4 separate regions of the Mus musculus genome follow, and regions 1, 3 and 4 are each linked to region 2. Evidence: chromatin loops called from intact Hi-C (ENCODE). Cell type or tissue: gastrocnemius. All regions are shown on one strand. Region 1 holds the start of Gm41368 (a long non-coding RNA gene). Region 2 has its middle 6.9 kb from the start of Ttll1. Region 3 overlaps Pacsin2 (protein kinase C and casein kinase substrate in neurons 2). Region 4 overlaps Cyb5r3 (cytochrome b5 reductase 3).

Region 1 (8,000 bases), 130 kb before region 2:
TAACACAGGGCAGAGAGAAAAAGCAACTGAAGAGTGTTAGCTGTGCCCTCCCAGAGACGTGGAGAGGCCCGACACTGTCCCACCAGGTCTGGAATGTGCCCAGGTCCTGCAGGACCCATGCATTGCTGAAGTGCTGAGGAGTGAGACCCCAAGAGACCCCTGGATAGAGAGAGGAGACACAGAGAGCGAGGTGGAAGCCAGAGAGAAGTGTGTGTTCACCAACTTTTTGGCCTTAATGTCCTCCTTCTCACTGATGCTGCTGCCCGTGTCGTCCTCGTCCTCGAAGGGGTTGTAGCTGGACTGTAACTGCGTGGACTGGGCGGGGTTGCTCGGGACACTAAGGTTGCTATGGGGAGAAAGAGAGCTTTCAGGGACCACAGCTGGGGGCCCACTAAAGGCCCTGCTGAGGAAGACAGTATCTCTAGGGTTATAGCGGCTCCTCTTCCGATGAGAGGAGAAGGGTGTTGATGGAAGATTATTTTAGTCAGACATGTGGCTATATGTCGACAAGTCAATACACCTTGATCAACTCTAAGTTAACTGTTCAGCACACGTGCACAAGTACTTCCTGTTTCAGGGTTCTCCAGTCCCCTAGCCCCTCATTTCCACACAAGGCTTAGCCAGTGAGACAGATGGATGGGAAGCAGCAGCCACAGGAAGACTGTATCTATGGAGCAGGGTACTCCCCAGCTCTGTGGTGACCCTTCTAACTACTAAATAGGTCACTGGCCAGCTCCTGGTGCTGGGGTTTCCGCATTCAGAACTAAAGCTTGCTGCACAGAAGGGTCCTCTAGTGCTCTGGAGTCAAATCATTCTTGTAACTTTGCCAATTTCCTCCCACACCAGTGTTAACACGGGGTCCTATGGAGAGGGATGAGGGGCTGCCGGGTGCAGAACACTACTGTCAGGGAGCCACCACAAGAAGAGCATAAGAAAGAGTCACCCAAGGCCAGCAGTACTCAATCTGTGGGTAATGACCCCTTTGTACGTGTGTCAAATGATTCTTTCACAAGGGTTGCTTAAGACTATTAGAAAACACAGATATTTTCATTATGATTCATAAAAGTAGCAAAATTACAGTTATGAAGAAGCAATGAAAATAATTTCATGGTTGGGACCATCACACCATGAGGAACTGTATTAATGAATCACAACATTAGGAAGGTTGAGGACCACTGGGCTCTCTCAGCAACAACTGCCACCTACATCAGTGGCCATGGCTTTGGCCAGCAGCATCCTTAAACTGAGCAGCTACCACCCCAGAGCCAAGCAGGTGAGGATGGGAAACCCCTCAGATGCCAGGGCGACCCTGCCTGGCTGTTCATGGATAGGCAGTGTGTTTTACACTAGCAGACCCTCTGCACTCCTAAGCTCCCCATTCTCGATGACTTTGGAGGGTCTTGGTGCTGAGTATTGAACTGGTACACTCTCTCTGGCTAACTAGTTACTAGTTAACTGGTTACTAGTCCACAGGACCTCCGGAGTCCCAGTTCCTTCCATCCAATCTCTAGGCTTAAGCACAGCAGGAGGACCACTTGGTTCTGAGGTTGGGGTCTCAACACAGCTTTCTGCAGAGCCTCTAAAGCATAGTAGCTGAGCAGGACCAGCTTTGTGTGACTGGGAAGCCAGGGATGGTAGGGGCTTAGTGCCTGGGCCATAAGCATGTCACTAGAACCTGAGCTAAGGTGACCATTATCTAAGCATGGAGGCCTCTACAGCATACACTTTCCAGAATGTTCTAATGACCATAGTTGGTATTTGTTTTATCCACAAGCTTTTTTAGACCATGAAGTCAGAGTCTTGAAGACAAGGGGTGCTCTGTTCAGAGTGCTGGGCCTGAACCCAGGGCCTTGACTTGCCAGGCAAATGTTGATCTGCTGCTGAGTTACACTCCCAGCTTACTCAGAAATAACTAACACTAAGTAAGGGGACATCTGACCATCCCCCACTGTCCTGGCACCTGCACAAAGAAGTCCCCATTGGATGATCTCACTAATATGTCTCTATCGGCTGTGTCTACCCAGGGCTGCCCCATAGGAATGAACACAAGCAGCTAACACCAGCACCTCCCTTACCAGGTCAGGCACGATGTGCAAAAGGCTTCTTCTCTGCATTTTTCAGGAGCTCCAGCATGAGCAGAAAGAGAATAGAGAGATGGGCTCCACCCACCCAGAGCTCACGGAGTCCCTAGAATATTTGGGAATCATCCAAATGCCCAGGCGGATGGCATCCCAGGCCCTGCAGATGTTCTCATCTCTGAGAAGATAGTCCGTTTCCACTGAAGCTGTGACTGAGGCTCACCTGCCAGGCTTGTTCTGTCCAGACTGGTCACCTGTCTGGTTGATCCCTGTTAGGGTGACACCGTCAACAGCCTTCTTCTTCTCTCTCCGGCTGAGAGTTCGATTCAGATCTGCAGACCACTCCTGGGCAAGGCGCCACCGGAAGGAAATGGGAAGTTCATTTCTGGGGAACCACAGTGGTCCAAAACACCTGCTCAGCCAGCCCCACCCACCCGGTGCCATTGCAACACTTAGCCTTGTGGCCCCTGCTCTCCGGTTTCCCAGCAAACTTCAAGCTGCCTCTTAGACCTAAAGGTTATGGTGGTTGGCACCCATATAACCCAAAACAGCAGACTTTATAGGACATATTGGTGACAACAGAACTAGGTCTGAGGGCTGGGGATATAGTTCAGTAGTAGAGTGTCTACCTAGCATTCATAAGGTCATGGGTTCTACTCTCAACAACACACAAACCACACATCCATCTCCTCAGCTCCCATCCCAGAAACACTGCATCATGGCTGATGATGCTTACTGTCTTTTTGTTTGTTTCTGTTTTATAAATAACTTGTTTTGGTCAAAGGACATTTATTTTTCTTTATATCCTGACTTTAAAAAAAATTTATTTAATGTATATGAGTATATTGTAGCTGTGTTCAGACACATCAGAAGAGGGCACCAGATCTCACTATAGATGGTTGTGAGCCACCATGTGGTTGCTGGGAACTGAACTCAGGACCTCTAGGAAGAGCAGTCGGTACTCTTAGCCGCTGAGCCATCTCTCCAGCCCACTTACAGTCTTTTATTACAGTCCTGGAGAGCCTTCTAATCCCATTGCTTGCTCAACCATGGCTCTTAAGGTCCATCCTCCTTGTGCCAGCATTGGCTCTTGTGGTCTTAAGCCAGTCCAGTCCTGTGGGAAGCCTGGCTGAGACTGCCTCTGCCTCTGCTTCCCAAGTGCTGGCTGGAGAAGCCACAGTAGCAAGGGATCTCGTAGCTGGGAACAGAGCAGTGTAGTGGTACATCTGCCCGACTTAGGCATGCAGCTGAGTTGTGTGTTCTTTACAAGGGATTTTTGGGGTTGGAGATTTATTACAACAATGTCCTCAAAGGGTTTCTGTTTTCCCAACAAGAAGCTGTCATCAACTGTTGAAGTACATAGTTGGAAAGTGCTAGGTCTTGATTTTCCAGGAAAATACCATGTGTTATCCTTAATGAGTTCTTACCTTAAATCTCCATTTATCAAACAAATATTATTATAATCAATAAGATGACTAGTCAGGTAAAAGCACACTCCTCAAACGGGAGACAACCTGAGTTCAAGCCCCAGACCCCATGTAAAGATGGAAGAACAGTACCAGCTCTACAGAGCTGTCTTCTGACTTCACACTCCCTCTCTCCTCTCCCTCCATCCTCCCTTACAAACACAAATTTAATTTAAATCTAATGCACCTGGGGCACAGCTGTGTTCCCTCTTACAAAATATCGGGGTAACAAGTCATCGTAGATTGGCATTAAGCCTAGCTTTTGACTTGTCAGATGAGAAAATAGAGAGGCCAAGAAAAACTGAGCTCTCTACAGTCTTGGGCCGTGGATCTCAGCCCAAGTCATCACGTCTATTAATGACTGTGCTGATGGAAATAAGTGGGCTAAGACTCAGTTGGAACCTCAAGTTCCCCAGAGGACCTCTAAATATAGATGGACTCTTAACAGGGCAGCTCTTGGGGATTGGTGGGATCAGCACCAGGAACTTTGGAAGGAAGGGCTAATGTCAATCTCTCTGCGACAGAACTGGGGGCAGTACAGACAGGGGACTGAGTGGGCTGTCTACATGCAGAAGGAAGCTTGGTGATCCATGAGTTAGTCACAAAATAGGAACTTACTTCATCCTTGTGGCATGAAAAATGAAAACAACTTCATTAGAGAAAGTCAGACACAACCTGGTAACAGCTATCAATGTGAACACAGGGAACATAGGAGGGCTGCTTCCCAGCCAGGGGCCCACAGAGAGGAGCCCACAGACTCCGTGACTTCCTGGAGGGAGAGCCCTGGCCAGGCTTTTCCACAGTTCCCCTTGTTGGTATAGCAGGCGCTCTGAAGGAGGCAGCAGAGTATCATGCACATGGTGCCCTGAGCCACACTAGGTAGCATGCAGGTTGGAAGCTGAAGCCAAGCTATCCTAAGATGGCACTCAGGATCCTCCTTCCCAGTATGCTGTGCCAAGGCAAGGACCATTTCCTCTATGGCCCCTTCCACTAGGAAGGGCCCTGGACCCCAGTGTCTCCTGGGGTCCCCCCTGTTCCGCAGACTCCTGATGGGTATATGGAGCTCCTGCCAGTTAGAGAAATCAGGAATTTCCAGAGAACATAATGTGGAGTGAGGACTGATGCAGCAGTAGGAACTGTGGAACTTGTGCGGAGCCCAGGTCTGTGTGATAACCCAGCATTGATCAGCTGATGCCCTGCAATAACTCTGGGTTGCTATTCATACTTTAACATGGAAAAAACTAAGCCACACAAGGGATACCTGCTTGCTCCAGTCCCATAGCTGCTACAGCGTAAGGTCAGATGCAGCCCAGGCTCTGTTTACTGTCAGGCCAGAAAAGCCATAAGGCCTTGCTGGAGGCATCTGTCTGGCTTGGAGGACTCTTCTCAGCATTTACAGGGTGGGGGCTCATAGCACACCCAGTGAATGAGGAGCACAGAATGCCTATGTTCAGGGAACAAGGCTGGTGGTACTCTTGGCCACTACCTTCTACATCGCAGTCAGGGAACTGGGTGAGCCTGGCGAGCAAGCCCTAACCTCAAGATCCCAAGGCCCTTAGATTTTAGCATAAAGACACTGCACAGCCCACAAATCTGAATATTTACAGCCCAAGGCAGGAAAAAGCACCCAGAAAATGGTGAAGAAAAGCAGCTCATTGATACCGGCCCCACTGGGGCCCAATAGAAGGCCTGGAGACTGAAGGCCACTTCATTTCTGGGACACCCTGTACGGTGGGATAAACACAATTTGGCTTTTGGGGTTTTGTTTTTTTGGTTTTGGTCTAGGGCAAGAAGGGAATACCAATGCTAAGTGACGGTAGCTGAAGGCATTTAGATACAGTGCCTGGGACACTAGACACCCGTCAGGACAATTAAATATACAAAGCAGGGAGTGAGAACAACATTTGTAGCTCAAGTAGAGGGGCAGAGGTCTCAGTTCCCAATCGTAGGTGAACAGAGTTGTAGGCACACAGCCTCCTTACCTCAAACTGTGGCCAGTTCATAGCCATGCCTGGCCCATGGTTAGCCCGGAACCACCTCAGGTCCTCTACCGCATCTGCTGCTTTGATGCTCTGCTCCAGCTCCCGGTAAATGGTTTTATAGCTAAATCAGAGACAGAATGACAGCTCTATAAAAGACAGGGTCAGCCACCATTCCTCAAAGCAACGGCACAGCAGCCCCTGGAGCCTGCATGATCGTCTTTGGAGCCTGCACATGTCTGTTTCCCATAGATGAAGAACACCATTTCCTGGCCATCACATGCACAGATGCAGACAACCATCCTCTAGAACCTGGGACCACCAACAAACAGGAGGCACACTGACACTCGCCTGCATTGTCGTCAGATCATGTTGTGCTGTGTGGGTAGAGCTGTGCAGTCCCACGGAATCAGGTCATGTTGAGGAAGAAGCCATTAGAGCAGAATGTCAGGGTGCCCCCTCCATTTCTCTCAGGGGCTGGAGGGTTTCCTCCCCATGTGGAAGGCAGTGTGATGGGAGGAGGGCAGAAGTACAAGACCTAGCTCAGCCGCCTGGGGCCAAGAACATGGGTCTTGGCTGGACCTGGTATCTCACTTATTCTCTCTGTAGGTGGCTCTTTTTTGAGCCTCTGTTTCCTTCTCTGCTATGTGGACATACTTGGACATATTTAAGGATGGAACTGTGTTCTCCAAATACAACAGCTGAAGGATGTGAGCTCTGCTGAAGCAGCCTTATAGAGGTGAACAACTTAAAGCAGGGTCAGTAGAGTGGCCCAGTGACCAGATGTCCAGGAAGCTGAGGACCCCGGCAGGAAGGATCTGCCTGGAGCCTTCATGGGGAGTGTGGCCACACCTTGGTTTATGACTTCTGTCTTCTAGAACTGAGTGATGAGCTTCCCTGCTGACACCCAGATTCTGTTACAACAGCCCTATTGGTGACTACACATGTGTCACCCTCCCCATGGGTGGCTCAGATCATAGAGACAAATTGTACTGATTCTGGCCTTTGTTACAGGCCAAGTACAAATGGAGTAGAGGCTGTCTCACTCAGAGAAGAGCAGAGCACAGTCCCAACCCTCCTCAGTTTCTTCATCAGCATGACAAGGACAATGCTGTCTACTCTCCAGACTGTCACAGAGATGAAATGAATGACAACAGAACATCTTGCGGTGGCTGCTTCCATCATCTTAAAGAGACAAGGGACATGCCATTTTCTACTGACAGCAAGCTTTGACCTGACATTCATTTCTCAAGGGTTCTCCCAGATGGATGTAGGACATGGATTGCTCTCTGGGTCCCTCCTGATGTAGGCACACTGTCTCACTGTTCTGGTCTTCCCAGGACCTTCAGCCACCAAACTGTCAAGGTCAATCAGGCAGCAGGGATGAGAAGGCTTCATGAAGAGGTCTACCAAGCACTGTTCTGGGTGCAGAAGACATGCGGCCTGGGTGGTGCTGCATCAGCCCAGATGGATTTCTAGAGTGCTGGGTCTGGCCAGGGCTGGCTGTGGCACCAGAGGAGAGAGACAGTGCCAGACCCATTTGGAGCTGAGAGCATCGAGCCCACCCTGCCCGCCCTGCTCAAGCCTTCCATGACTGCGCTGCAGCTAGGCATTACCTTAGTCTATTGACACCAGGCTCCTGTGACTGACACTGCTGGCTTTTGCTGGGGGAACTTACCTAGCCACATTGGACAGATCCAAGTGCTTCTGAACCTCCAGCAGAACCTCCCGGAAGAAGCGCAGGCGCTTCTCTTCAAACTGCTGGCACTGCTCGAACACCTGCTCCATGTTCTCCATGTACTGGGGTGTGGTCTGATCAAGCTCCTTCAGGGACTTCTCATACTTGTCCTTGGTCTGGGTTGACAATGCCACAGACAGACGTTTGTTTCCATCTCACTTTTGTTTACTGCATAGGCCGTGTGGCTCTCTCCTCCCCCATAGACAGAGGTAAGAGACGGTCACCCCAGTATTCAGATGGGCTACTGATTGGCTTATAAGGGCTCTAACAAAACTCATACTGGATGGATTATTAAGGCAGGGCCCAGTTTGAGGAAGTAGGTCTCAGAGATCATGTCTCTTGAATCCTTCCTCCCTGTCTGTTTCCGTCTTCTCTACCACATGCTCCCACTGTCATGGTGCTCTAACTTGAGCGTCTATAACAACAGAGCCTAAGCAGCTCTACCTGAAGTCTCTGAAACTGAAGCAAGATAGGCTTTTCTATTCCTAGCTGTTTCTCAGGTATTCTATACAAGAAAAAGAACCGACTACCTGAGTGCCCTGAGAACTAAAAAGAGAGTTATGGTATGTTGGAAACTACTTTTAACTCTGCGTACAGGAACACATGCATACACGCATATTCTTCCAGGGAAGGTACTCTGGCCACTAGAACAATTTCTGTCTTCTCACACTGGGGCACCAAATGTACTCCATCTAACCCAGGACTCAGGCTCAGAGGCCCCTTTCTATATGTTCGACTT
Region 2 (8,000 bases):
GCCACCACTGCCCAGCTTGCAATCACTGCTCTTGTTCAATTCTTTTGCTGAGTTCTGTGCCTTTCTCAAAATTTCCAGGTTTCCTGAAAGCAGATGTCCTCAACTTGTGTATCGTGACTGCTTTTTTTTTTTGGGGGGGGGGGTTCTACATATCAAATATGTCCATTAAGATTCAAAGCAGTAGCAAAGTTACATTTATGAAGTCAGATCAAAATAATCTTATGGTTGTGGGTCACCACAACATGAGGGACTGTATTAAGGGTCGTCCGGAGATGCTCTATTCTGTATAGGGTCTGTGGTAGAACTCACTCCTCCTGGTAGCCCAGCGAGCACTTTACCAGCTAAGCTATTAGTTTATTTATGGTGTGGGGTGTGTGAGTGCATGGTGCTACAGCTAGACATAGAGATCAGAAGTCCTGGGGATCAAACTTAGGCTGTCAGTCTCAGTACCAACCTCTTCTACCTCCTGAGCCATCTCACTGGCCCCTCGGATAGACATCTGAAAATTCCTTCCTTGCTGGGCATGGTGGCCCAAGCTTTTAACCCCAGCACTCAGGTAATAAATGCAGGCTGAGCTCTTAAAATTGTAAGCCCTTATGTAGTGAGGTCTAGCACACCCAGGCCTACATGGTGAGATCCTGCCTCAGCAAAACAAAACAAAACAAAACAAAACAAAAACCAAGGGGCTAGAACAGCGGTTCTCAATCTGTGGGTTGCAACCCCGTGAGGGTCCAATGGCCCTTTCACAGGAGTCTCCTAAGACCATCAGAAAACACAGGTATTGACATATGATTCATAACAGCAGCAAAATTGCAATTATGAAAATAATTTTATGATTAGGGGTCACCACAGCATGAGGAACTGTATTAAAGGACCACAGCATTAGGAAGGTTAAGAACCACTCGGCTAGAGAGACCACTCAGTGGTGAAGAGCGCTGGCTTCTCTTCTAGTGGACCCAGGTTTGACTCCCTGCACCCACACAGCATCTCACCATCATCTGGTTCTGATGCCCTCTTCTGATGCCTCTGTAAGCTCCAGGTATGCATGAGATACACAAATGGATGTGAAGATGGAACACTTATCCATATACATTTTAATTAAATAAATAATAAAACGTTATTTAAAGAATGAAACAATCTCTCCCTTTAGGAAGGAGCAGCATCTTTATCAGATCTGATAGGACTAAAGGCATGCACCATTATACTTGGCTAAATCTATCTGATTTTTAAAAATGATCTGAATTGTTCCTCAGACTTTTAAAGCCATTTTGAAGAACAAGGCTCTCTCTTACTGTTAAGATGTCTAAACCAAGGACCTAGTCTTAATCCAGGAGGGATCTACTTTTGGATTTGGCTTTCTGCCCAAGTGGCCATCTGCTTTTAAGTCTGTCCCACGACTAGAAAGCCAGACAACGTTCCCAACAAACAAAAACACTGAGAAATTCTTGGAAGATCCAAAAGCGGATGAGTGTGGAAGTCCCAATTAAAAAGCGAATACAAACACTCAAAAGAAAAGTGAGGCTTCCATGTAAGCCCTTGGAATTAGCCCCGCCCCAGTGTGGAAGGGGCCATGGGAAGGCAGGTAGGTGGCAAGTCACTTGCTGAAATGGTCTCCTGAGGGTGTGAGCAATGAGCATGTCTGATGTCGGCAGAAGCCATCAGAGAGGTTAGTAGCCCATCTAGTGCTTTAAGGCAGTGCTTCTCAACCTTCCTAATGCTGTGACCCTTTAATACAGTTCCTCATGTCATGGTGAGCTCCAACCATACAATTATTTGTGTTGCTACTTGATAACTGCAATGTTGCTACTGTTATGAATAGCAATGTAAATATCTGATATGCAGGATATCTGCTTTGCGACCCCTGTGAAAGGGTCCTTTTTTTCCCCCAAGGGATTGCAACCCACAACTTTTGAGACAGGCACGAAACTCAGCAAAAGAATTGAACAAGATGCTAGGTGGTGGTGGCACACACCTCTAATCCTAGCACTTGGGAGGCAGAGGCAGGCAGCTCTCTGAGCCAGCTTGGTCTAAAGAGTAAAACCCTGTCTTTAAAAAACAAAAAAAAAACAAAAAACAAAGAAACCAAAAAGAGCAGTGAGTTTAATGACCACCCTAGACAGGGTCAGGCCACCTGCCAAAGCCTGCCTGTCACCTGCTTTGCATGGCTCAGACCTGGCTCTTATAGTTTGCAGTCAGTTTATTGATAAAGGTGAGAGACCAACTCTTTTAAGTTCAGACTCCATTTCAGAGATCTTGACCTAAGTTTGGAACTCAAAGCCTGTATCTAGTATTAGTTTCCAAGTTACTCCCCCCCCCCAAAAAAAACCCTGAGCTCCAGTTTCTAGGCTAACCCCGACAAGCTACGTCTCCAGGTTAGTCTGCCCCAACAAATCCAGTGTTTCTAGGTTAATCCCCAACAAGCCTGCTCCCTGCCTAACAGCCACCACTGCAGAGTGAAGCAGAAGTTAAGTTCATGGTTTGACTCCAGCACCAGCCAATTATGTTAAAGGACATAGTAGCACTTCCTGCCCCCACCCCCACCCCCCAATTAGAAGCTTGCCATATTGCCCTTACTTGCCACGTTCTATAAATCCTTGCCCTGATAAGTGTCCGGAACTCTTCTCCACCAAAACCGTGCTGCAAGTTAATGGTGGGCTGAGCCCAAGCTAGTCGAATAAAGATCCTGGTGTGATTGCATCGGATCAGCTCCTGACTGGTCTTTCAGCCCCCTTCCTTTCTGGTCTAGATTCATTTCTGTTGCTGTGATAAAAAATACCTTGACCAAAGGCTGCTTAGGGCAAGAAAGAGCTTATTTAGCTTATAATTAATTCCCCGTTATGGTCCTTCATTAGGGAATCCACAGCAGAAGACAAGTCATATCATATCTCCTGTCAGCTGAGGGGAAAGTGGGTTTTTAACCTCTTCCACTCTTATCTAGCTGTTTCCAGTCTTACCTAGCTGAGGACCCTGCCAAGGGAATGGTGCTGCCCACAGTGGGCTAGGTTTTTTTTGGTTTGTTTGTTTGTTTTTTGTTTTTGCTTTTGTTGTTGTTTGAAATGTGGTTTCCCTATGTAGCATAGTTCTAGCTGCCCTGGACTCACTTTGTAGACTAGGCTGGTGTCAAATTCACAGAGATCTGCCTGTCTCTGCCTCCTGAGTGCTAGAATTAATGTTATGAACCACCAGGACCGGCCTGGGCTAGGTCTTTTTACATAGGTTAACATTAAGACAGACCTCCACTAATAAACTCACAGGCCAAGCTGGTGTAGAGGATTCTTCCATGGGACTCTTTCCTGTTAGGTGGTTTTAGGCTGTGGAAAAAGTTGATTCAAAACTGACCAGCAGGCTTCTGTAAAAAGAACTTCAGTCTTGAACTGCGTTGTAGCCCAGCAGCAGAAAACATGCTCTTATCAGTTAACAGTTTCCTTAAACAGGAAGGTAAACAACTCAAAACAAGCTTTAGGTAGTCCCTGAAACCGACAGGATTCACTAGGCCCCTCCCCAACAAAGCAAGCAATAAAAGCTGAGAGTTCCCCCTCCAAATAGGGAAGCTAAGCTGCAAACATTCTGAGACCAGAGCAGGTGCCTAGAAGAAGCAGAAACCAGCTGAGCCACCTGGAAGAGATTTAAACCAACTGAGGCACCTGGAAAGGACATTCTCCAGCCTGCTGAGCTGCCTGCAGGCTGTGTGGTGTCTCCAGGTTCCCAGCTTTGTGAGCTGTCTCCCATGCTGGGTGGGCTTTGGTGACATGGCTGTCTTTGAGTCATTTCTGTTCCTATAAGTAACCCCAGTGATTCTCATGGTTCACCAAGTTGGATTTTCATGGTATCCATACTTTGGTCTGTTAGAGGCTCCCTCTTGTGTATAGCATCTGCCCAAAAACTTTATCATACAACACATGCTTAGTGTGTACAAACAAGGTATTGGGCTTAATCTCAGGAAAGCAGTGGTGGTGGTGGGGTTGTCCATTTGCCTCACTGTAATTCTGTATGCCCCACATTCTGTATTCAGTCACGATTACAGTTTTATTTTCACCAATAAGAAGGCTGTGAAGTCGGGCAGGAGAAACGGCTCAGCAGCTATGAGTCTTTACTGCTCTTGCAGACAAAGGATGGGAGCTCAGTTCCCAGCGCCCACGTGGCAACTCACAACCCTCTGTAAGTTCAGTTCTAGGGGATCAAATGCCCCCTTCGGGCATTGCATGGGCGTAGTGCACACATCTCCGTGCAGACAAGAAATCCATATACATAAAAATCAAAATAAATACATCTTTTAGAAAAAACCAAAGTAGAGGATGTTGTGAAAACGTGTACTTCTTCTAAACAGAAGAGCCTGGAATTGAAGCTCTGAGGTCTGCTCATTTCTGCTACAGAACCTTCTGCCCTGACCTTCAGCATGGGCTGGTGCCCTGGGTTTCTTAACTCCCCACCCCCATGCGCCTCCAGGGCCCAGTGCCTTTTCCATTCCCAATCATTTACCTTTAGCACCACCTAGTGGAAGCATTTAGTATAATCGGCTCCAGAGAAGTCCCTCTGTGGCGGGGGCTTCTGTGTTTGCGTCCCAGGGCAGGCCTTGTGAAGAGGAAAGACTGCATGGCACTTCCAGGCCTTGCCCCGCTGTCTCCTGGAAGGTATTCAATAAGCCTTGTCCCGTGGATGAGACTTACAGCGGAGGTGAGATGCGGAGGCTCGCTTCAGGACAGTGTGTAGAAAGAAGCACTTGAAAATTCCCGAGTGGGGACACTCTCCTAGGATAGGCTGGAATCCAGAAGTGACCCTTGCCCGGAGGCAGCCAGAGAGACTCAGAATGCTACAGTGGTCCTGACCCGGAGGCTGGCAGGTGGGGAACCAGTCTCTGGGAACAAAACTGGCAGGGTCCAGCTACTTGAGGCATGAGCGCAAACACAGATCTCATCTTCGCCTCCCAGTTCTGCACCAGCAGCTTACAGACCCTGTAGAGGTGGGGCTGAGGGACCAAGAGGACATTTCAACCTGGAAAGCGCTGTAAAATCAGTCATCAGTGGGCAGGTCTTCACCTGGCACCCTTCCAGGAACAGAAGCTAAGAGAGCTGCTTGCTCCCTGGTAGGGGCCTGGCTGTCTATTCTCCTGCTTCTCTTCCCGCTCTCTTTATGGCAAGTTTCTTACACGCACAGCCCGCCTCCGGCTCCACCCCTTGTGTCCTCATACCGGGCTTAGCTCCTCTTCTTCACCGTGTAAAACTGTTCAGTCCGTGAGGAGAGAGCTGCCCTGAAACCTGTAACTAGACGATGCCTCCCTGTGCAACCCTTCTCTGAAACGACATTAGCAAGCCAACGTTTGTTATTAATGCAAGAGTAACCTCAAGTCAGGACCACTGTCCAGAGCATGTCTCTTCACCCAAGAGCAAAACCCAGGTCCGAGATTCAGTTTCTCTATTGAGTTGGATTAGGGCAAAGGGTTGGAAACCAGATCCATTCTATCAGACTGGGAAAGCTGGCCCCACTCCTCACCTTCCAGCTCCCTCCACACCCCAACCCCAAAGTATTGCTTTCAGCATAGATAGCAGGAGCCAGCTGAGAGAGAGAATGCAGATCTACCCCAAAGCCAGGCCTTGCTCCCCACTTCACCTACAGCCCAGGTCTCTTGTTCTGCTTGGTTTTGTTTTTGCACTTGGCCTGTGTGCTGTGGAGAAAACAGACTTTTATAAGCTGCATGGGGTGCATGGCCCTGGCTTGTGACAAACTCTGTCCCCTCCGCAACACCCACCCCAGCCCCTGTGCTTTTCACACATCCTCTCTGCAGACAGCACCCAAGGCCTTTAGAGACCAGGCAACCAGACAGGCGACTTTGTCATTTTGTAAGCCCCCGAGACCTGGGAAGTGGGAGACTGGGAATGCCACACAGGGCCTTCACATGGCACTCCGAGGTCTACACCCAAGTCCTGTGGAACATAGAGGAACCACCAATGGTTGAGAGGCTGGGTCAGGTACTCAGATCCTCTGAGCCCCACATAGTTAGCCTTGGGGCCCGTGGGAATCCTTGGCTAGGAGTTCCAACTGCGGTGGCCTCTATTTGACAGGCTGCATCCAGATTCACTTTTCTTCCTGAACTCTAGCCCAAAGAAGATGGAAAGTTAAACAAAACAAGCAAAAAACCAAAACCGTACTGTTCTTGCAGAGGACTCTGGGTCAGTTCTTAGCGCCTCCATGACAGCTCCCAACCATCTGTAACTGCAGTTCTAAGGGGGCCAATACCCTGTTTTGACCTTTAGGGGACACCAGGCACACACATATACATGCAGACACAACACTCATACACATACAATAAATAAATCTAAAAGTAAAATGGAAAGGACTCTGGCCTCTACACTGGTTGTTGAATTTTCCTTTCCAGTTGCAATTGCTTCCTCGATAGGAGTTCCTGGGGAATAAGGGTGACAGGCCTTCCATGAGTCTCCAGAATCACACTGAGGAGGTACAGGGAGCTTTGAGATTGCCCCAGAGAGGGGCTGTGATGGTTTGTATATGCTTGGCCCAGGGAGTGGCACTGTTAGAAGGTATGGCCCTGTTGGAGTGGGTATGGCCCTGTTGGAGTAGGTGTGTCACTGTGGATGTGGCCTTTAAGACTCTCATCCTAGCTGCCTGGAAGCCAGTATTCTGCTAGCAGCCTTCAGATGAAGATGTAGAACTCTCAGCTCCTCCTGCACCATGCCTGCCTGGATGCTGCCTCGTTCCTGCTATGACGATAATGGACTGAACCTCTGAACCAGTAAGGTAGCCTCAATTAAATGTTGTCCTTTATAAGACTTGCCTTGGTCATGGTGTCTGTTCACAGCAGTAAAACCCTAAGTAAGACAGGGACCTAGAAGTTGGGAGCCACACATTGATGAGCTCAGACGAGAGCTGTGCAAGGAAGCCAAACCCCTGTGACATCAACTCTGACATTAGGCTGTGACATGGTGTGACAGGATACAAAGGAGAAAGAAAAGTGACAAGGTCGGGCTTTGCAACCATGCTTAGCCCCTGAAGGCAGGAGAGCCAGCAGGTAGAGCCAGCAGCTTCCAGGCTGTCTGGACCTGTATTAGTTAGGGTTTCTACTGCTGTGATTTTTTTTTAAGGCTTATTTTGCCCTATGACTTATGAGCCCATTATCCAGGGAAGTCCGTGCCAGAACTCAAGCAGAGCCTGAAGGCAGGAGCTGATGCAGAAGCCTTGGAAGAGCGCTGCTTAGTGTATTGACCCTCACGGTTTGCTCAACCTGCTTTCTCATAGTCCTCAGAACCACCAGTCCGAGGATGGCACTGCCAACAGAGAACTTGGTGCTCACACACTTAATTGTCAATCAAGAAAATGCCAACCCGGGCTTGACCACAAGCCAATCTGATGGGGAGTCTTCCAAAAGGCTCTAGTTTGTGTCAGGCTGACATGAAACCAGACAGCCCAGGGCCCAACACAGGCCTCCTTAGGACTCGCCTGCTCAAGCTCTCTCAACTCCACACACCCCTGCTCAGCCCAGGAGGAGGGCTTGTCAAGGACACATAGAATTGTGAGTGACAGTGGCACCTTCCTCAGGCAAAGCACCAGACCAGCCTTGTTTTCTTTAAAGGAAGAAAAAAATCTCAGCAGAGCAGTAGGGGCACATACCTTTAACCCCAGCACTCGGGAGGCAGAGTCAAACGGATCTCTCTGAGTTCGAGTCCAGCCTGGTCTACAGAGTGAGTTCCAGGACAGCCAGAGCTACACAGAGAAACCCTGTAGAACCCAAACCTCCCAAATTGTGTGCTCCCCGCTCTCTCTCTCTCTTACTTTTCTCTGTCTCTCTGTGTCTCTCTGTGTGTGTGTGTGTGTACACACATGTACATGCATGCATGTACCCTCAGAGGCCAGAAAAAAGCAGCAGATCCCGTGGGAGCTGGAGTTAGAGGTCGTTGGGTACCAGGTGTTGAGAACCAAGCACATGACCTCTGTATAAGTAGCATAGTATCTATCTCTTTACCTGCTCCATCACCTCTCCAGCCCTG
Region 3 (8,000 bases), 110 kb before region 2:
TGAGCTGGAGAGATGTCTCAGCTGGAGAGAAGGTTAAGAGACCTGGCTGTTCAAGAGGACCTGGGTTTGACTCCCAGCACCCACATGGTGGCTGTCTGTAACTCCAGGTCCAGAGGATCCAATATCCTCTTCTGGCCTCCAAAAGTACCAGGCATGCATGTGGTGCACAGAAATATACATGTAGGCAAAACAATACATATAAAAAAAAAAAACTAAGGACGTTTTATATTTATTTATTTTTTTTTTCCCAATGTTTCTACCTTTATTTACAAATATCACACAAATGGACTCTAATTGAATCTACAGGTTTAAATCCATCGGCTAAAAACATATTACATATTGTAAACATGGCAATATTTAATACAGTATCTATTCTAAAATATTTTCATGTTCATGATCACATTTGTTATACCTGAAATTGAATTTATACACATTAAAGAATTACTAGCAATGGCTGCTCACTTTAGTTGAGGACTGGGGGCTAGGGCTACATTTTATTATCTCAGAAACATCTTCAAGGTAAAGTTAAAGCTTGTCTTTGATTGGCTCGGTGTATCCTTTTTTGTATCCAGATTTAAAATGAAGACCGACACAGGAAATAGCTAGGGCCCCTTCTAATTTACAATATTTTAAAAAATCAGTTTAAGATTCTGAGGGAAAGTGTCTGTTGTGAATTAAAAAACAAAAAACAAAAAACAAAACACCTTGCAAAATAAACTTAATGAAAGAAGTGTTTGAGACGGTTGGGTGGAGACCCGCTGGCCGTCAGTCTTCCTTAGGCTGCAGCTGTCGCTTCCAGGCCTCATTCAAATAAACTAGTCGTTTGTAGTTGATGATGAGGAGGAGGAAGTTCAGCACATATGTGGTGACGCAGATGATGCAAAACTCTTTCAGCACAAAGTACAGAATGTAGGCCAGGTACAAAGAGCCCACCACAGACACAATGGAGGAGGTCATGAGGACCAGAGCTGCAACTGCGCTGGCTGTCATGCCAAGTAATAACTGTAGTATATAAAATATAAGTCCAAAGACACTGTTTGGCTGGTTTAATACACCATCTTTTCCAAAAATGGAACCCAAAAGACCAAATCCTCGACCCCATCTGGAGGCCAGGGCGGCGGAGCACTTCACCCAGGGCCCCAGGTCGCAGAGGGCCCGGTGCTCCGGGTCCCTCTCCTTCTCCCGCTCCACGTGGTAGGCGTAGATGGAGAGCAGGATCCCGGCGGCGCACACTGCATACCGGGCCACCCGTTCCCAACGCGGCACCGACACTCTCAGCAGGACGGGCGCCGCCATCTTCCCCCCTCCGCCGCCGCCGCCGCCTCCCTCCGCCTCCACCTCAGACGCCGCCGCCCGTCGGGGCCCGACCCAGCCGCCGCCGCTGCCGCCACCGCCTCCGCCGCCCCGTTTTATATTTATACAAGATAAATTTACTTACACAAATAAGCTACATATTTATTCAAGACAAGAAAAACTGTGGTGGTTTAAAGTTGAACAGCCTCCCCTCTATAAGCTCACATTTCAACACTTGGTTCCCAGTGTGGAACTGTTTGGGAAGGGCTAGGTGTGCCATTGTTGGAAAAGATCTGCCACTGGTGGGGAGCTCTGAGGTTTCAAAAGACTTCTTTGACTCCCAGTGTTCTCTCTGTGCTTCTAGTTGTGGATCTTCAAGATGTAAGCACTCAGCCTGGCATGGTGACATACCCTTTAATCCTAGTACCCAGGAGGTAGAGGACAACCTCTGTGAATTTAGCTCCAACCCAGTCTACATAGTGAGTTCCAGGAGCACCAGGATGCATAGTGATATATAACTAAGAACACCTATAGCTACAGAGAAACAGCTCTAAGGTAAGAGGACCAGGCACAGGACATAACCATACTCCAAAAGGGCTTCCAGATCAAAATCCTCTCTTGTCCAAACTCTGTCTCTTCTAATAGGGATACTAATACGAGAGCCATCCCTTATGGATGAGAACCAGCTATCAACAAGGACAGGTAAGTGGCACCCCAAAAGAGCCACACTTAACTCCATAGATTGATAGTCAAAGATTATCAAGGAAGTAACTAGAACAGCTGCCTGATGATGTCACATATGTATTTAGTTACTAAGCAATGGCTAAATTATGCTCCCACAGAAGGCTCTTATTCTAGAGGCAGCCATGTTTGTATCAAATTCAGCAAGCCTGCTTTAGCCAGGTATATAAGTCTTTTGTTCTACGTAGAAGTACGTGGTAAGAATATGGAGCTGCCGTGTTCTGCACACCTCTTAGAACCAACAGGTAGTCTATGCTAAGCCTATGCAGCAAGTTTCTTGATCCTCAAAACCTCTACACACATGTGCTCCTAATGTCACTTTACATGCAGGCAACTAAGTATCCAGGATTCAAACCACTGTTCCAGCACCTGCTGGTTGGATATAGCACCGTATCCTCCAGAGCTGTGCTGAAGGTCTGCTACTCAGCTGGTGTTCCAATCAGTCAGAGGACTCTGGTGACATCAACACATTAATTCCCCAAACTGCTTTTGCTCTAAGACTGAGAACATGATGACATCACTTGGAGGAAGGAGGTCACTGGGAACATGTTCTGGCCCTTTCTCTCTCTCTGGTTCGCTGCCCCTATGGAGATGAGCAGGATGGAAACCATGAGCCAAACCAAGCCTTTACTCCCAGTACACTGTTTTCTCAGACATCTGTCACAGTAGCAGGAGGGGTCGGGGAAGAGAAAGAGAAAAACAAAACCCTAACACAGTCACTCCACAATGCCCGCTGAATGTCCACCACCCTCCTCAGACTCAGTGTGCTGCAGGCCTGAAGGCCACTCCTTCAGAAGCAGAAGCTGTGGCTCTGGGGCTTCCCTGCTGACTGTGGTGGGAAAGCAGGCGCCCTCCTCATGACTCACAGCCCTCCTCTGTGGCACTAAGGGGCTCAAGTGGGCTTTAAGGTGTGGCTGAGTGGTAGACTGCAGGTCTAGGTTCAGGAGTGCATTGGAGATAACAGTTACTAAAGAACTCCAGAAAAGCACAAAAGCACAAAAAGCTATCACCGCTCTTTGTTAAAAACGGACTGGGTCTAGCATATGGTTTGTGAGTTCACACTCTGGTTCACACTCAGACAGTGACTCCTTCCTAAAGGAACTAAGCTCTAAAGCTTGAGCAGTGTTCTGGGTTCCGAGGACTCCCCGTGCTGCTGCCGAGGGATGAGAAGCCAGGGATCTCCATCCCGTCAGCGGGAGGAAGAGGGCACACACTACACATCAAGAGCTTCAATACAAGTTCCAGCAGCTGAGCGAGTGACTTGGGCGCACAGGACTCCCAGCTAAAGGCTCCTCCCTTATGGACCTCTTAGAGGCATGCAGGGCTTCTGCAGGCACTCAGTGAGCTGCCCATCACGCATGAGACAATGGACAGTGCCTCAGCCCAGCTCTTCCTAGAGGCCTCAACATCCCAGTTACATAAGTGGCAAGGACAGCATAGGCCACTGACAAAGCCAGCTTGAGGTATGAAGGGTTTGAGCTCATGGTTTGATGACACAATCCATCAGTGATGGAGATACCCCAGTCTGAGTCAGCTGGTCACACTGCATTCATAGCCCGGAGAGCAGAGATGGGACTCAACTAACTTCCTCCTTTTTATTTAGCCTAGGACCCACACCCATTGGACGTACTGCCCACATTTAGAGTAGGCCTTCCCTTCTCGGCTAAACCTGGATACGCCCTCACAGACTTGACTAGACGTATGTTTCCTAGGTGATTCTAAATCCAGTCCAGTTGATGGTACAATAAACATATAACCTGCCAGCAAGAAACTAATTAAAAAAGCCACATTGGTGGCCAATGCCTGACATCTCAGCACTTAGGAAGCTCAAGAGGCAAAAGGACTGCTGGGTTCAAGGCCGCCTGGGTTGCAGAACATGCCCTAGGCCATCTGAGCCACAGTGTGAGACCCTAAGGCCAGCACACAGTAAGCCCTCCTTAGACAGTTATTAAGCAATCCTGTTTAAGAGGCACTCCTTAGGAATCCAGGAGCAAGAATGTGGCAAGAGTGCCTAGGTTCCTACTTCTAGTGACTTTTCTAGCTGTACAATGTCACACGTGTCCCAGAGCCAGTCTTTTGCCAGCATGCAGAAGCTTAGAGGTTAACAGATGAGGCCACAGCTGCCCTTGGCCCCAGCTGGAGGCTGGCATAACCTCCTCCTACCATTTCAGGCCTGATAACAGGTATCAGGTACACAAAGGATGTGTTACATAAGACGTCTAGCTTCACTTTAATCCCTTTAGTTCATTCCAGAGGAAAAACCAAGAGGCCTTCCTGAGGCCTACAGGCTACTGCAGAAAGCACGGGGGTCCGAGAACTGTGCTTGCCTGTCTTCCCTGAAAGATGAGAGGAAGCTCTCCTCTGAAATCCCTGCCAAGCACTAGCCGCAGAGGGCAGCAGTGGTACACACACGGCCTTCCCAGGCCACTTTCTGTCCCATGGGTACACAAGCTTCTTTCTTACTCATTACCTGCACAGAATATTCTTCAGTCCCTAGGAAATGTCTGCCTCTTCCGAGTCACTGTGCAGCCCCAGGGTGAGGTGGGCAGCCAGCAGTCTTTAAATAAGTGTACACAGTTAGTCATTCATTCCACAAACATCTCCCACATACTAGCAACTGTCCTAAACTGCTAACAGTCTCTGTCCTCCTGGAGTTGATATTCTCCCTAGGATACCCTGCCATGCAGCTAAGTGACAGAGCCACACAGTGTGCTAAATTCTAGGACAGAGGAAATATAGGTGCTAGGGAAAGAAGTGTGAGGGACAGGGACTTGGTGAGATCAAGTATGTCCTCAGAAGACTCCAAAAGACGGGAAGTAGGGACAGGTACCTCTCAGTAAAGGGACAGGAGAGTGACGGGCCTGCTATGTACTAGGCTCAGGGAGGTCAGCACCAAAAGCTGCAGAGGGACCAATGGGATCTCACCTACAGGATGCACAGTAACTTGGACTGGACCTCTGCACTTAGCTTTTCAGAACTAAAACCACGCAGTAAGACATGCTATTTAAAACCAAGCATGGGGCACTTAAGAGCATTTACTGCTCTTGCAGGTGATGCCAGTTTGGTTCCCAGGATCCACGTCAGACAGCTCACAACCATCTGAACACCTAGCTCCAGGGGAATCCGATGTGTCTGGCCTCTTTGGGCACCTGTGCCTCATACACATGTCCCCTTTCACTCACACATACACTCACATAATTAAAAGTAAATCTTAAAAAAAAAAAAAACAAAGCCCAAGCTTGTATATTTTGTATCTGTCCTTAGCTCTGCACATTATCCAACCTCAATGTGAGAAGTTACCATCTATCCTGGGACCTGTTTCAGCTGCAAGTTTACCCTATGGATAAGCTCAGCCAGGAGAGCTAAGAGTTCACTGTGGGACTGTTCAGAAAAAAAAAAAACAACCCTGAAAACTCAGAGCTACTTTGGTGTCCATCAAATGCTGATACTGTAGCGGGGAGAAGTGACTCAGAGGCGTGAGTCTGGCACCAGGGAGGCTGAGGAAGTAGAACCGACAAGGTCAGCTTTCCCAACAGTAAACTCCTGTCTGAGAAAGGAAAGAAAGATGAGAAGAGACTTAAAAGGAGAAGAGGAAATACACTTGAAGCATGGGGCACCAGGCAGCCAGGACAAGGGCTGTGCAGAGATGGAACACAGGCAGCTGCGGGGCAGCATCATACGTGTCCTGCTGGACGGCAGCAACTGTGACCTCTCAAAGCTCATGGCTACACAGTCCTCACTCAGTCACATGTGCCCCTGGCATGGGGAGACTCTACTGTTAACAGCCTCCTGAGCTATTTGAAATGTCATCCAACCACACAGAATGCTTTTGAAAGAAATACCAAACCGGCAAAGACATTTTGTTTCCTGAATGATGCCATGTTGGGATGAAGGGTGGTCCCACATGGCCACATCCCAGGACAAGCCTCCCAGCTTCGAGAGAAATCAGCCCAGTGACCATGCATGCCCCTCCATGGCCTCCACAGCTCCAGCTCTGCTCGCTTCCCACCAAACTGTCAGTCCCCAAGCCTCGCCCTCCCACCCCACCCCCAGAGCACACAGCTCTGACCAAGTGGGTACTCTACTGCCACTGCACTGTAGGTACAGCCAGTTCACGCCTCCTGTCTGCCATGCCCTTCCTGCACTACAGACCTGGGTGAGGCAGGCAGTATCCTAGCCTCAAACTCCCACTCAAAACCACTTTCAATGTCTAACACCTTTTTGTATTTTGTCTGTCTGTCTGCCTGCCTGCCTATCAACAGGGTCTCTCTACATAGCCCTAGCTCTCCTGAAACTCTGTAGATTAGGTTAGCCTCAAACTCACAGAGTTCCATCTACCTCTGCTTCCTGAGTGTTAGGATTAAAGGCTACACCACCACACCACAAATGGGAACTCCGAGGGCGTGGGTCTGTATCACTGCCCTCTTTTCTTCACGGCCTTCTCTGTAGCATCCACGTTTCTTTGGATACCTCACTCTGCTAAAACTTGTCAGACATTTTAGGGGGGGGGGCTGAAGTCTGAGTGACTTTGAATCAGGGAGATGAGATCCACAGAAGGAAACTATTTGAAGAGGTTTTAACTCCAGTGGCTAAAATTACTTTATCAATACACCTGTCCCCTTCCCATTTTATTCTATGTTCTTTTCTTCAAGTCCTTCTAAAGGCTGAAAGAGAGCCCAGCACTACCATATTCATCACAAGTGGGTTCAGCGGCTCAACAACAATGAAAAGCTCAGGCTCTGCTCCCTCCAACCACACAGGCACCCTCCAGCCCAGCTGAGGCCCTCTGCTGCCAGCTTCAGTGTGTGTCCACTCAGTCCCTTAGGAAGAAGGACAGGGGTCCTGCATCTCTTGAGCACACAAACCACCTGGTTCAGGCCTGAGCTAACACATGGCCTCACACCATTGGTTAAGAAGAAACATGTGTTTCAACTCAGCTACCTGGCACAACCTATTTTGCTTCCAATGACTTCATCTGGAAAAGGGAACATTCCTTAAAGGAAGTGATAGAGATCAGCAAATAAAGTGACTTCTCTCTCTGGAACGCGGTGTGGAGCCCTCAACAATGAGCGGGGAAACTGACCATCAAAAGATGCTGGATTCTAGAGGCTGCTGCTAAAGTGGAGCGGCCTGAGACCCAACACTTGGTCCCCCACCTGCCAGAGCACTTGCCAGTCTAAACAATGAGAGTTTAGAGGAGGAGTATAGTTTTTAATTCTTCTAAGAATTTCTCTGAAGATGTAGTTGCCTTGGAAAATACTGCCTGAAAACTAAGTTGCCTAGAGAAGGATTTTAAACCATGGATGACACAGGCCAGCCCATCAAACTACAGAGTGGGCTGGTAAGAGGCAAGCAACTTTAGGAGCTCCGTGAGGACACAGAACCATTTTTCTGAAAATAAACCCTCTTAAAAACCCCAATTAAAGCCAGGCGGTGGTGGTACATGCCTTTTATCCCAGTTCTCAGGAGGCACAGGTAGGCAGTTCTCTGTGAGTTTGAGGCCAGTCTGGTGTCTACAGAGTTCCAGGACACACAAGGCTACAAAGAGAAATCCTGTCTCAAAAAACAAGAACAAAACAAAAAAACAACCAACCAACCAACCAACCAACCAGAAAACAACTCAGAAAAGGACAGGTGTTTCACTCAACATTCAGGGCCCTTCTTTCCACAGGAGGGACAGAGGGTAAGGGAGAGAGCATCAGGAAGGGTGAGAAAGATCATCCCTTCCCAAAGTACCCCAGTGAAGGTACCCCACTCCCACACATGGACCTCCCACTTAGGGACCAGCTTCCACGTGGTCATGGGGCTTTAATTCTAAATGTCAGTCCTTGGTTAGTTAGCATGAACAGTCACACCCGCTTGGGCCCTCCATTCTCAGCACTTGGCCATTCGAACCACCTTCACCTAGCCACCTTAGTCTGCTTTCCTCTACTGTACAGATCAGCAAGGCTCCCTTCGACCTTCTC
Region 4 (8,000 bases), 360 kb before region 2:
TTTGCAACAAGTTCGGTCTATCGTGAGTTCTTGGGTGTCCGCTATTGTCCTGAGGCCTGAGCGAGGGGCTCCTTTCAGAGTCTTTCAAGTCATCAGAGAGGAAGGAGCCTCAGCTGAGGAAACGCCAATGCTGTGAGATCCAGCTGTAAGGCATTTTCTCAATTAGTGACCAATTGCGTAGGGCCCAGGCCATTGTGGGTGGTGCCATCGCTGGGCTGGTGATCCTGGGTTCTATAAGAAGGCAGACTGACTGAGCAAGCCATGGAAGCCAGCAAGCAGCACCCACTCATGGCCTGTGCATCAGCTCCTGCCTCCAGGATTCTGCCGTTTGAGTTCCTGACCTGACTTCCTTCAATAATGAACAGTGAACATTGTTATGGAAAGTGTAAGCTAAACAAACCCTTTTCTCCCCAACTTGCTTTTTTCAGTCATGGTGTTTGTAGAAGCAGTAGAAACCCTCAGACGGGTGGCTTTCCTGCAGCCGTCTTAAGGACAGCCCGCACTTCCACCTGATCCGTCTTCAAGTGACCATCTTACAAATGTAATCAGTTTAGCATCTTTCCCAGCAAAATCCAGAGCTGAGGGTGAGGGAAGGGAGGGCGACAGCAGAGGCATCCCAGGGAAGCACTGGCAAGTGACCTGGGAAAAGCACGAACCAGCCTCCCGTGTTCCACCTTCCACAGGGCTGTCCCGACTCATCAGGACGGTGACAGACAGGACGAGGCTGGGCTCCCTGTCTACTTTCTCCACTGCCCAAACTCTGAACGGGCAATGCAAATGCATATCTGAAACAAAATACATGCCCATCCCACACCATACACACACACGCACGCACGCACGCACACACACACCGTGATCCCCAGAGAAACGCTGGCAGGGTCGGGATTTGCAAAGTTTTACTTTAACTCTTTTTGCCCATAAATGACTAAAAAAGCCAGTGTGCAGGAGGCTGCCTGCTGCCTGCTGAAGGCAGCGCCAGGCACCAGGTCTGTCTCCAAGACAAGAGGCACTGCTCAGAACCCCCCCAGGCTGGGGACCAGACAGGAAGGAGGTTTGGGGTGGAGAGATAAGCCAGGGACCCCCAAGGTCTACCAAACTCTGTTGGGCTGACAACTTAGGGCACTCAAGACTGCATGGAGTCGGGGGCAGTGTGTATAGTTTTGGAAGGGTCCACGTGCTGCCCCAAGGGACCCCTGGCCAGCAAGTGGGGGCTGGCCTGTCTCTGCCAGACACCCTCCTAAGAAAACCTTTGGGTGTCACTGTCTAATGTAGTGTTTAGGGGCACAGGCCAGGCTATGGCCTAAGGCAGGTAGGTGGTTAGGTGGCAGGCATGGTTCCTAGGACCGTAGGTGACTATTTACCTTTCACTTCCTTTCTATAGACCACAGTTCATGGCAATGGGTAGACATGGTACTGACAGCTCACGCTCACGCTCTCCCTCCCTCTCTCTTCCTCTTCTCTCTCTCTCTCCTCTCTCTCTCCTCTCTCTCCCTCTCTCTCTCTCTCTCTTCCTCTTCTCTCTCCTCTCTCTCTCTCCTGTCTCTCTCTCCTCTCTCTCTCTCCTCTCTCTCCTCTCTCTCTCTCTCTCTCTCTCTCTCTCCTGTCTCTGTGTGTGTGTGTGTGTGTGTGTGTGTGTCTATGTGTAAGGGGGTAGTCACAGGACATCTCTGGTAATGGCCAGTTAGTACCAGACAGAAGCCTATTCAGAGAGTGGTCAACAGAAGTCACCTGATACACAGGCCTGCTCCCAAAGGGGCCCCCCAGGGGCCAGTACAGCTGGATGACCAGGGCTGGGCAGGCCAGGCTGAACCCAGGCCCCAGCATGGATGTGGGCATATGTCAGGGTGAGCGACAGTGGTGGGGAAGGAAGGGGTGGACAGGTGGTTGTGGTGAGTGCGTGAGCAGCAGGCACAGGCTTGGCCAGCGTCCAGCCATCAGAAGGTGAAGCATCGCTCCTTGGGATGGCCCACACGCTCCAGGTTTGGCAAACAGGCAAACTGGATCATTGGTGGGGGTCCACACATCAGTATCAGCGGCTCCTCCCCAGGAGTTGGAAGGTGGTCCCTGATCATCTCCTCATTCACGAAGCCCTGGCTATAGTCCCAGGCTGTAGAACAAGACCAGATGAGTCAAAGTGAGACCTGGTGCCCACCTGACCCCTGCCCACCTGACCCACCTGACCCTCCTGCCCACCTGACCCCTGCCCACCTGACCCCCTACCCACCTGACCCCTGCCCACCTGACCCTCCTGCCCCTGACCCCCTGCCCACCTGCCCCCGTGCCCACCTGCCCCCTGCCCACCTGCCCCTGTGCCCACCTGCCCCTGTGCCTACCTGCCCCTCCTGCCCACCTGCCCCTCCTGCCCACCTGCCCCTGTGCCCACCTGCCCCTGTGCCCACCTGCCCCCTGCCCACCTGCCCCCTGACCACCTGCCCCCTGCCCACCTGACCTTCCTGCCCACCTGACCCCTGCCCACCTGCCCCTGTGCCCACCTGTCCCCTGCCCACCTGACCCCTGCCCACCTGACCCTCCTGCCCACCTGACCCTGTGCCCACCTGCCCCCTGACCACCTGACCCTCCTGCCCACCTGACCTACAGTCCTCCTATCTGTCCTGCCCTCTCCCAGATGCTCTACGTCCCTTTCAGTAAACCTATCCTGCTAAACCCACTACCTCCTGACAGCCTACAACTGGAACACAAGGCCTTCGTGGCTCCCCTCACCCACCTTACAGTTTGAAAACCTGCCCCATAGCCCCCCCCACCCCAACTACCATAGGATTATTCGGTGTTGCAGTGCTAGGAATGGAACTCAGCCCATGAATGCTGAACAAGTGTCCCCCGGCCCACAGTGTGGCATTCAGATTTCACTGTATAGAAACCAAGGTTCAGCGGACCCAGAACTGTTCAAGCTCATACCAGCTGGTCTCCCTAAGGAGGTACCCAGCCCAGGCTGGTCGAGTGACATTTGCTACACCTTGAGCCCCAGCTACAGCTCACTGCCTGATTCTTCTGCCACCACACAGTCAGCCAATAGGTCTTGCTCACAGCCACAGCTGCATCCTGGTCCCTGGTGTGAAACTGTCACTCAGTAGTGAAACTGTTACTTGGTAAGTAATGAGCAAGCCAGGCAAGATTACAGGCTCATGAGTGTAATCCCAGCACTTGGGAGAGACAGGGGAAGTGAGTTCAAGGACAGCTGTAGGTCCCTCCTCTGGAAGTAGCCGCATGCAAGGACAGTCCAGGATCTGATCCCTGTGACAGACTCAAACTCTAGGCGTGGGCCGAGGCAACAGCTGCCCCGTCCAGGTCCAGCCACCCCCTCTCTCCCGCTTGGGCCTGGGGGCACAGCATTTCCTGTTCCTCATAAGAGGCACTGTGTCGTGGAAAAGGCAGCCCACAGAGGCTAGGGAGGGCTCTGGTCCAGTGTTGACTTTAAGGACTGGCTGACTGGTTCTGGCTACTCAGAGAAACAATCCTGCCACCTCCCAGTCCAGCTGAGAGCACCTGGTTCCAGGCCAGCCCCTGAGCTGTGCCCAGTGGGCCCCTCCTCTAGCTTGGGTTCAGAGGTAAACAGGAAGAGGCAGGAGCAGAGCAGAGGGCCACTGGGCCACTGACACCTGCCACTGAGGCTGCTCCCTAGGCCCAGGGCTCCACCAGGCCTGGCACAGGCCCCCAATCCTTCCAGTCCTCCTCACTCAGGGTCATCTCTGCCTTGTGTCTGCCCTTTGAAACCCAGAGCATCCTTGAAGCCCTAAACACCAACAGAAACAACTCAGAAGCTCAAGGTAAAAAAGGGCACAAGGGGGGTGGGGGCTATAGAGATGGCTCAGTGGTTAACAGCACTGACTGCTCCTCCAGAGGTCCTGAGTTCAATTCCCAGCAACTACATGGTGGCTCACAACCATCTGGAATGGGATCTGATACACTCCTCTGGTGTATCTGAAGACAGCTACAGTATACTCATATAAATAAATCTTTTAAAAAAAAAAAAAGGCACAAGGCCAAGGAGACAGCTCAGTGGGTAAAGGCGCTTGCTGTCATAAGCCAAGTCTACTGACCCAAATTCGACTGCATAAACTTGTCTTCTACCCCCTACACATGTGCTGTGGAATGCAGTCCCTAACACACACACACACAGTAATAACTTTAACAATTTCTTGAAAAGGTGCTGCCTATCTGATGTGTCCTCTGCGGGTTCCCAGGTACAGGAGGAACTAATACAGTCCCAAGAAACACCAAGACTGAAGAATCCACTGTGCGTGATCCATAATGTCCTCCAGCTCATAAATACCATGAGCTAAGTAACGGGACATATTTCCCTTTGTACCCTGGCTGCCAGGAATGTCAGAGTGACACACAAGGCCCACGTGTATCTGACAGGCATCACAGCCATGGTTTGTGTGAGCCTGACTCCACTTCAGGCCAGCCCTTGTTTTTCTTCCATTCCTAAATTGCATTTGCACCCCTCTGACTCAGCTCATTAGTCACTGCAAGCTTCCTAGGAATGCTCTGGAGCAAGGCGTGGTGTAGGCACGGCCTAGGCATAAGCATTCTGACAGTGCACGGTACACAGGCCAGGCTCACAGGGCCTTTTTGTATGGTGTTTCGTTATTCAGGTCCCAAAGGTGACCCTGGGAGACCTAGCATTCGCCGTATGTGTGGGCCTTGTGTCTGGATCTTAAGGGCCTGTTGCTGCTTCTGCGTGGGCCACGGTGGTACTGGATAAAGGGACCGGCCAGGCGACTACCCAGCCTTTGTCCTAGCCCTGGGAAACCAGCCCTGGGACAGCCCAGTCTGCATTTCCACAGACCACCACAAAGGGGCAGCACTGGCCCTGACCCTGCAGGAGGGCAGTCATTCTCCAGATAGCTGCTCCCTGGCAAGCCCACCTCCCACTCCTTTCTTTCCTAGATGAAAAGCAGCCCTTCAGACACCACACCCAGTGCTCCACTGACTCACACACACATGGCTTGGCCATGTTGAATAGCTGCTCCTTCCCACTGAAACTCCTTCTTGCCAGGGGGAGAAGGGAGGCCAGGGCTCAAAAAGCTCTAGAAATCTGGGACTTGCCAGGGCCTCCCTGGGGTTACAGAGCAGTGAAGTGTGTGGGGAGAGTAGACTCTTCAGTGGAGTTGCCTGCAAGGTGCACGGTCACGAGTGGGCCCATGCTGGGGTGGCTTCTTGCCGATGCGGCTACTTTTGAGTCACCAGGTCCCAGTAAGAGACCCTCATCAGGCACGCTCCTCCGAAACCCCACTAAACTCCTTAGGCACCAAGGTGGACTTGGGTGGAATCATTGCCTCTCTACCAAAGGTAGATACAAAGAGTTGATCTTTCTGCTCTTTACCCAAGATAAATACATTGCCCTCTCTGCCTGGGGCTAATAGAAACAGTCTATCTTTGCCTTCTCTACCTGGGGTGACTAGAAACAGTCTCAGAGTATGCAGGGAAGGGATGGGGGCTGTTTTCTTTACAGTGTTGGGTTTTGTTGCTTTAAGAGGACAGGGTCTCATGCAGCCCAGGCTGGCCTTGAACTTGCTATGTGGTTGAGAATGAATGACCTTAACGTCTGATCCTCCTGCTCCCACTTTCCCTGACTGCTGAGACTTTGAGTATACGCCACCATGTCCCACGTGGCTGTGCTGTAGGTCAGACCGGGGCGCCCTCAGGCAGAGCGAGCCTTCCTTCCATCGACTGAGCCCCAACACTCGGGTGATCTCTCTATCCCCTGATTTTTACACGAAGCAGGAGAAGGAAGAACACTCTCACGGGGTCTCACTCCCTCCTTCCAGCACAGCTCCTCCACAGCACTGTGAACTCAGCCCACAGCTTATGCAAGTGCATGGCAGAGTCAGGGCAACCAGCAGCTATTCAACAGCCCAGCCCCTCCCCTGGAGTGACCAGAAAACACACATACAAAGGCTGTTATAGGTTACCAACTACACAGAAGCAGCCATCCAACCCTCAGCACTGCTCCAAGGCCTGCCCCAAAGTGAGCCAGGCCCAAGGAGATAAGAGGACTTCTCTGCCAGCCTGGGGCAGTGTGGGAGACCAGGAAGCAAGGTCTGGGGTCCCCACCCTGGCTCTGCTGCTCCCTAGCTGTGGGCTGTGGGCACTTCCCCTCTGAGGTTTGATTCCTCCACAGCCATGAGCAGGCCACGAGAACTGCATGGGCTGCCTCCTGCTCCACCAGGGGTTTCCCGTGCTCACCATCAGGGGCTTTGTCCACTGTGTACCAGAGCTTGAAGCGAGCAGAATGTTCGTTCCTCAGTTCCTCCAGCTCAGGCCGCAACAGGATATCTTTCTCGGACTGCAGGAGACAGGCCACCCAGTCAAGACAGGTGACTCAGGGACTGCCCTTGGGGACCTCACCAGGGACAGACCCCAGGTTGAGTCATCACCCCCCTGTGGGTTATACTCAGCAGCTTAGAGGCAGATGCTGATGGTCACTGGAATCCTAGTGACACAGTAGCTCTCTCCAGCCACCATGTCTACAGAGCTCCTTAAAGCCACCGGCCAGCAGGCTCCTATAAACAGACCTGTGAGCCGGCATGGTGACACAGGCCTGTGAGCCCAGCATTCAGAGGCTGAGGCAGGACAATCTTGAGTTCAGGACCAGCCTCCACTATAGTAAGTTTACTGCCAGCTTAAGCTCCTCCCTCAGGGCTAGAGAGTTGGCTCAGCGGTTAAGAGCACTGACTGCTCTTCCAGAGGTCCTGAGTTCAATTCCCAGCAATTACATGGTGGTTGACAACCATCTGTAATGGGATCTGATGCCCTCTTCTGGTGTGTCTGAAGACAGCTACATTGTACTCACATACATAAAATAAATAAATCTTATTTTTTTACACAAAGCTTCTCTCTCTCTTTCTGTCTCTGTCTCTGTCTCTGTCTCTCTGCCAGACAGACCCTGGGGAAAAGACCTGAATCATATCTGAGAAGCACAGAGTACCAGGGTTTGGCCTCTATACTGCAGGACACGTGGGACTCGGCTTGGTCTCCTCAGACACCACAGGCATCACATCACTGCATATTCCAACCTAACACACGGGACCGGGGAAGGCTCGAGACAGCCTTGCTTCCCCAGCCTGTTCTCCCTGTGAGAAGTGCAGAGGTGAAGGGCCAAGCCACCCATCCCAGGCCTCACAGCAGCTCACAAAAGCCAGGCTTCAGCCATGTTCAGAGCACTGTGAGGGCTTGAGTACTGGGTACCTCACTTCCGCCTCTGCCCCAGCCAGTGTACCAAAGTCCCCAATCTGCGGGAGGTGAAAGGCTGCCCCAAGTGTGGAGCACCAAGTGTGGAGGGAGGAGTGGACCAGGGTGAGGCCCCGTGCTCCCTCTGCAGCAGCCACCCACACCCGATGCTGCCAGGATGTCTGCACTGCCTCTCATTCCACACATCCTTGGCATCTCTGCGGAGCCATTCAGATTCTTGCCCAGGGCCTGGCCAAGCCCCAAGCCTGCACATTCTGGGGACTGTCCACTGACCTGGTTGGCAAAGAGCAGATAGCACACGGTGTGGTCGTTTGGGTCCTTCAGGACGGCTCGGATCACCTGCAGCATTGGGGTGATGCCTGTAGAAGAAGACCCACATACCCTGAGTGAGTGCCTGCCAGAGATGTGTGGGATACCCAGGCCTGGCCTCAGACCTCCCTCCTACCATAGGCCCCCTCCCGCTCCCACACACACCCACCACGGCTCCGTCAGGGTTCCAACCCTTACCTGTCCCTCCTGCAATCATGCCTACAGACTTCACCGTCCTGACAACGGGGTTGGACTTCTTGTCTGCACGGATGGCAAACTTCCCTGGGAAATGGAGGAAGGAGCAGCTGAGCCCTGTGGGGTCCTGGGCAGGGAAAGCCCAGCACAGCCCTAGCAGGCTGGAGTGAAAAGAGAAGCCTGCTCGATTGAGTCCTCTTACGGAAAAGAGGTAGCCCAGGTGGGCAGACTGGGGGGTTCCCACGCAGGCGTTGGCTGGTATGTTTGGGGACACTGAGTAA

The links. Peaks named below come from ENCODE experiments on the same cell type or tissue, not always from the same donor. Only the 100,000 strongest peaks of a DNase experiment are listed, where the experiment ranks them.
Region 1: it touches region 2 in a loop (2.5-fold over the local background); 13 of 42 quality-filtered maps call a loop at or near these places.
Region 3: a loop joins it to region 2, with 2.5 times the contacts of the local background. A loop is called at or near these places in 5 of 42 quality-filtered maps.
Region 4: it touches region 2 in a loop (3-fold over the local background); 11 of 42 quality-filtered maps call a loop at or near these places.

The regions. Positions count from the first base shown.
Region 1 is chr15:83,379,461-83,387,460 of GRCm38, forward strand. Pacsin2 (protein kinase C and casein kinase substrate in neurons 2) reads right to left here. Exons shown (of 11, transcript NM_001159509.1): 6 at 7,202-7,377; 7 at 5,527-5,647; 8 at 2,302-2,423; 9 at 224-346. Gm41368 (a long non-coding RNA gene) reads left to right here and starts at 6,219. Exons shown (of 4, transcript XR_875509.2): 1 at 6,219-7,470. In gastrocnemius, a CTCF peak has its summit at 4,378; no DNase peak of the experiment used is centred here; H3K27ac peaks cover 2,601 bases.
Region 2 is chr15:83,513,846-83,521,845 of GRCm38, forward strand. It overlaps a transcript of Ttll1 not described here. Among named protein-coding and RNA genes, the nearest start is that of Ttll1, 6.9 kb to the left of the region's middle. In gastrocnemius, a CTCF peak has its summit at 4,489 (motif pointing left); DNase peaks (open chromatin) are centred at 1,376, 4,461, 4,999 and 7,374; H3K27ac peaks cover 644 bases.
Region 3 is chr15:83,404,810-83,412,809 of GRCm38, forward strand. All of the region lies in intron 1 of Pacsin2 (protein kinase C and casein kinase substrate in neurons 2), which reads right to left. It also overlaps the pseudogene Gm5417. Among named protein-coding and RNA genes, the nearest start is that of Gm41368, 23 kb to the left of the region's middle. In gastrocnemius, a CTCF peak has its summit at 4,430; no DNase peak of the experiment used is centred here; H3K27ac peaks cover 4,090 bases.
Region 4 is chr15:83,152,616-83,160,615 of GRCm38, forward strand. It overlaps Cyb5r3 (cytochrome b5 reductase 3), which reads right to left. Exons shown (of 9, transcript NM_029787.3): 6 at 7,723-7,806; 7 at 7,489-7,574; 8 at 6,211-6,310; 9 at 880-2,107. The coding sequence ends at 1,935. Among named protein-coding and RNA genes, the nearest start is that of Rnu12, 7.0 kb to the left of the region's middle. In gastrocnemius, a CTCF peak has its summit at 4,818 (motif pointing right); DNase peaks (open chromatin) are centred at 1,887 and 4,814; H3K27ac peaks cover 3,683 bases.